2 separate regions of the Homo sapiens genome follow, and region 2 is linked to region 1. A link is a contact called in ENCODE Hi-C or POLR2A ChIA-PET data. All regions are on one chromosome and are shown on one strand. Each heading gives the region's core, a stretch centred on a gene start or an enhancer-like site at or near the end of the contact. The rest is flanking DNA. Distances are from core to core; before and after follow the strand shown. Region 1 has its middle 18 kb from the start of SNORD28B. Region 2 has its middle 180 kb from the start of SNORD28B.

Region 1 (2,700 bases), core at 1-2,500:
CAGGTCAGTCAAGCCAACAGAAAATGGTAAATTCACATTTATGGTGTGAACCAAGGCCATCACTAATAAAACTGTAACCTCGCTGGTGGAATACTGAAATATGTCTTGACATCTTTGCAAGAGTTGTAAAGAGAGCCTGGAAAAGAAAAGGAAAGCCCAAGCATTGTTTGCATTTTCTTTTTGCATTTCATTCAGCAAAGACTTTTTAAAAACTTAGTAGAGGGTGATACCAGATGTATTTAGTCTGCAGTATGGCCAGCCTTTAAGTACATGAAGTAATCCCGTCCAAACAGCAGCACAAGTGCCTCAGTTATCTCAGGTAACCAGTTTGGAAACAGCAAGAGGGCTTTGGGTTAAATATCAGAAAATATTCATAAGACACCATAACAACAGAAACAGAGTCGAACTAAAACTTTGTGGCAAAGCCAATATGTAAATCACAGCTGGTGATTTCTGTTAGGAACTTTGGTTTGGGAGGTTTCACAGCTTCATCTCCAAAGCCCCGATTCAAAACCACAATGTTCAGCAAGTCAGTGAGATTTCATGCTTTTATCTGAAACCCAGACCGACAAATGCATCTCTTGATGCAATTCAGGATCTCTGAATCTTCGCTAAAGAACCGAGCTAACCCATGGAACGCAATCTCAAAGCCTTGCTCTTACCCAGAGAAGCACAGTTGCCACTTAAAGGTTCAATAAAAGGAGAGGTAGGGAAATGCCTGCTGCCACAGCCCATTAGTTGCTACATTTAAACCCCTACCACAGTAACCAAATGTGATTGAGGTTTCAGAAGGAAACCTACACGGTATGAAATGTAGCAATCATTGGTCTATAAATATAGGATGTTATTCACTGTCAAGTACTTTCTCTAAAGGAGGGGTAGGGGGAATTCTTACTGCAAAGGTAGGTTGCAAAATTTTTTCACCTAGAAATAATTTAGAAACCGGCTGGGGCACAATCTCATAATGTCTCAGGTGCAAAAAGTTTCTGATGCACCGGAAACAAAAGCTGGCAAAACAAAAGCGACGTCAGTTGTCTCTCTGTTCTACCAATTGAAGCTTGGGTGTAAAAGGAGAATGTTTTTTAAATCCAGGGATTAGTGAGGGACGCTAACCCCTGAACCGGGATTACTGAGGGACAGAGAAAGAAAATGTAGAGGAGGAAAAAGGAACATTTTACAAAAGATTTCCTTCGTAACTACCTTCAGACCCCGGGGCTGCAGAAAGGAGTAGGCGGCTGCGGTGTCCTGGGCCCTGCGCGTCCACGCGTGGGAGGCGAGGCCAAGGCTGCCAGGAGGCGCTCCCGCACCCCAGGTGCGCTCCTCCAAGGAGGCCCACCCGCCTCCGCTGGCCCAGTTTTCGCTGTTTTCTCGGCGCACCACGGCGCCTGCAGTTAGTAGGCAATCCATCCCCCCGAGCTGCAGCGAGTTAAGCTGCAGGCCTTTTGTAACGGCCTCAGGTGTGAGCTGCCGCAAGCCCCCCCCACCCCCACCCCCGACCAGAGGATCACCGGCCCGGCCGAGAGGACTAGGAGCCAGGTGTGCGAGGCCGAGGGATCCACGCCGTTCCCGCCCAGCGCCCCCTGGGTTATTAGGCCTCGCTCCCCCACACAGCCCAGCTGGTAGCGAGGCCGGAATCAGGGCCCTCCGTCGGAGCTCCCACCTTTAAAAGAACGCGTCCAGAGGGCGGAGCCAGCTTAAAAGCGGGTCGAGACATTCACCTGTGGTTAGGCAAAGACACGAGAGAAATAGTTAATTCCTCAGGTGCCCCAAATCACAATAGAGCTCGGGAAGGAGGAACAACTTGACAGAGAAAAGAGGACAGGACATTGATCAGGGAAGATGTCTGCAGAGCTTGAGGTTGGGGGATTGGGTTCCAACCAGGGAAGGTAATTCTGCAAAATTGGAACACACAGGCCCTCTGTCTGTAGGCAAGTCTGACAAAGGGCACAATCCAGGAAATGGAATCGAGATGCGTCCCCTGCCTCTCAGCCTACTGACCCACTTTCCTCCGGCTACGTCTCCCCCAGATCCATGCCCCTCCTTAAATCTTCCTGCTAGCCCAGAGGGAGGAAGGATGAGGCCTGGGGATCACAATGTAGGTGGAACGAGAAACCTGGGTCTGTTTGACAGTTTCAGAAGCAAAGAAGCGTCTCTCTCTTTCCCAAAAAAAAAATCCTTTCTGAGCCCCCCTCACTCAGTCCCACCATACATACATACACAATGCACCTGAGGAGACCTCCAACTCCCTGTCAAGGAGGCTGAATTTCTACACGTAGTCGCTCATTTTGTTTAAAGCGCAGAAAACATCTGCACCTAATAAAAGATGTTAGTGTGCCATTCTAGAAAAGAGAAGCCTTTGATACATTCTTTGGTGTTAATGCTGCGGCATGAAGTATTTTCCCAGATTGCAGTCTGTTATCTGAATGGGGCAAAGATTCCCTAAGTGAAGGGAATATTGAAAGAAAGTTCTGGAGCATGCAATCCTGTCCAGTTGAAGTACTGCAGGAAAAGGAAGCACGCACACACATATGTACACAAATGCACACTCATACAGGCAAATCCTCCATGACTGTGCCTCAGAATCACCTTATTCAATTGACAGAAGCACAGTGTGACTACCATACTTTTGTTACATCCATGAAGTGTGTGTAAAGAAACACAAGTCACACGATCCTTGGCTGGCATGGCTGCCTCTGCCCT
Region 2 (2,700 bases), core at 178-2,677, 160 kb after region 1:
AAGGTCTACGTGCATGTCCAAGGTGATGTGCCTGTTATGGGTTGAATTTTTGTCTCCCAATAAAAGATCTTTTGACATCTTAACCCTCAATACCTCCAAATGTGACCTTACTGGGAAACAGGGTCATTGCAGATATAATTGGTTAAGATTCAGTCATAGTGGAGTAGAGTGGGCCCCTTATCCAATATGACCAGTATCTTTATAAAAAGATGACCTTGTGAAGACACAAAGACACAGAGATACCCTGTGAAGATGGAGGCAGAGGTTGGAGTGATGCTGCCACAGGCCACCAGAAGCTGGAAGGGGTAAGGAAGGAGCCTCCCCTCCAGGTTTCAAAGGCAGTGTGGGCCTGCTGACGCTGTGATTTCAGATTTTTGGATGCCAGAATTGTGAGAGATTACATTTCTGTTGTTTTTGAGCCACCTGCTTTGTGATCCTTTGTTATGACAGCCCAGGGGACTCACACAGCTCCCAGCCTGGACTCTAGTGTCCCCCTCAGGAAATGGGACCTCCTACACTCAGTTTCAGGTAGCAGACACCTGGGCACTGTCCTCGGCCCTCCCTTTCCCTCTCCCTCCCTGTGTATCCAGCCCAGCCCAGGTCCCTCCAATCCCACCACTTCACTTACAGCCACCTCCACCCAGTGATGGTGTAGCCTCCTGACTGGCTTTCATGTCTATCTTGCTGCCCTGGTCCACCCTCCACAAGCATCCCGATTGGCCCTTCTCCACATGGGTTCACATCACCGCACTGCTTATTAACACTCTGTGGACTCCACTGCACGTCAGGTGAAACCCACACCACCACAGAACTACCTTGCATTGCCTGATGTCTGCTGTCCCTTCTGGCTTCATCAGCTGCCACCACCGTCCCCTTGATCATAAAACTGGACAATGCTGGCCTTTGGGTCTTCCTTCATGTGGCTGTTATTTTTGCCAAAGTCTCTAACTCCCATTTGCCATTAGGTCTCAGCCCAAAAGCCACTTCCTCAGAGAAGTGCCATCTGTTTCCAGCCCTCCTGCCACATAATCTCTCTTCACAGTCCCCGTTTTCCCCTCGCGGCATTTGTCACAGCTCTTAGTCACATATTTATTAGTGTGGGGGTTGTTCACGGGTGCTGTTGCTTTTCATGTCTTTCTCTCCCTCACTGTGGGCTCCATACGAGCAGGGACAGTATCTATTTGTTCTCCTGGTGTTGGCAGAGAGTAGAACAATGCCTGGCTCCTAGGAGGTGTTCTATAAATATTTGTGGAATGGTCCAGCCTAAATGCCTCTTTTTGTGGCATGATGAGGTATAGGGATGTGTTGATTCTAAAATAAACACTATTAACGCTGGCACTAACTCTGCTCACACCAGGAGGGCTGTGAGAAGGCAGAGCTGCTGAGAAACACCACATCAGGACTGCTGCCTAAGGAGGCGTGGCCAGGCATCTGAGTCCTTGATTTTCTGTGGCCTACAGGGTGCGTCCGGCCAGATTCCTGATGTAAGGGATTACCTGATTGGTTCTTGATGCTTTGCAAAGCTCTTCCTCAAGGATGACCTTACAGAGACTCACAACAACCCCATGAGGGAGGTCCCATAGGCGTCACTATCCCCATTTCCCAAATAAAGACAGAGGGGCAGGGCTCACGCAGCTCATCAGGCCAGGTCTGGTCTCCTCACTGGGTAGAGAGGCCCTTAACACAACAGGAAGTACTGCAGCTTCTAAAGAATGACTTTTTGACAAAAAGCAACATATGAATCTAGCAAGGAATTGATCCTAACATATGGGATTATCATCTGGGTTCCATCAGAGCCACCCCTGTGGTCACATGATCATTGTCTAACAGTGTCATCAGAAGCAGCTGGTAGTTATCCATAACTCTTGGAACAAGAAGAGAAACACCAGCCTGAGTGTTTCCTGGCTACAAGTCATTAAGGCAATTTCACTTACTCATTAAGAATTAAAGAATTAGGCTGGACGTAGTGGCTCATGCCTGTAATCCCAGCACTTTGGGAGGCCGAGGTGGGTGGATCACCTGAGGTCAGGAGTTTGAGACCAGCCTGGCCAACATGGTGAAACCCCATCTCTACTAAAAATATAAAAATTAGCCAGGCATGGTGGTGGGCACCTGTAATCCCAGCCACTTGGGAGGCTGAAGCAGGAGAATCGCTTGAACCCAGGAAGTGGAGGTTGCAGTTGGCTGAGATTGTGCCATTGCACTCCAGCCTGAGCCACAAGAGCGAAACTCTATCTCGAGAAAAAAAAAAAAAAAGAATTAATTAGACAAAATACTGGATTTTTAAAACCAAATCTGTAAGAAAAACAAAAATTTTAGTTCTAACTCTCTAGTGAATGGGAGTATCCTAACGAAATCAGCATCTCCACCTGCAAATTGAAGTTACCTCTCTGGGACCTGCAGTACTCAACTCATCTCTCCTCTGCCTTTCCAGGCAGAAGATCCAAACTAAAGCAGCAATGGGTCAATTTGCCAGACTTATTTATGTGTCAAGTGCCTTTAATGATAAAAAAGGATTGATCCTGCATTCAAGAATGACTCAAAGGTGATGATGGAGGCTGCCCTGGTGATGGCCTCATCCTGGCAGGACAGATCTGCCTGCTGCTGTTAGAGGCAAAGTGGTGGCTAGGCACAATGGCTCACACTTGGAATCCCAGCACTTTGGGAGGCTGAGGGAGGAGAATCACTTCAGCCCAGGAG

What was found. Hi-C counts contacts between places; a loop is a spot of excess contacts on that map. ChIA-PET counts read pairs that join two places held with the same protein, here RNA polymerase II (POLR2A). Pooled maps may share reads with other maps.
Region 2: a loop to region 1 is called in a map of CD4-positive, alpha-beta T cell, with 5 times the contacts of the local background. The contact joins two enhancer-like sites. A Hi-C loop is called at or near these places in 5 of 168 maps with a recorded cell type or tissue (CD4-positive, alpha-beta T cell, CD4-positive, alpha-beta memory T cell, OCI-LY7 and 1 more), 3 of 37 single-sample maps with no recorded cell type and 10 of 50 pooled maps. POLR2A ChIA-PET finds 5 or more read pairs at or near these places in 1 of 52 experiments (OCI-LY7).

The regions. Positions count from the first base shown.
Region 1 is chr6:156,395,706-156,398,405 of GRCh38, forward strand. No RefSeq gene overlaps it. Among named protein-coding and RNA genes, the nearest start is that of SNORD28B, 18 kb to the left of the region's middle. RefSeq lists a silencer at 469-518 and enhancers at 800-1,330, 1,331-1,860. Within about 2 kb of position 1,251, at least 6 of the 41 ENCODE cell types and tissues checked have a DNase peak (open chromatin) inside an H3K27ac peak, as active enhancers do.
Region 2 is chr6:156,556,269-156,558,968 of GRCh38, forward strand. No RefSeq gene overlaps it. Among named protein-coding and RNA genes, the nearest start is that of SNORD28B, 180 kb to the left of the region's middle. Within about 2 kb of position 1,428, at least 6 of the 41 ENCODE cell types and tissues checked have a DNase peak (open chromatin) inside an H3K27ac peak, as active enhancers do.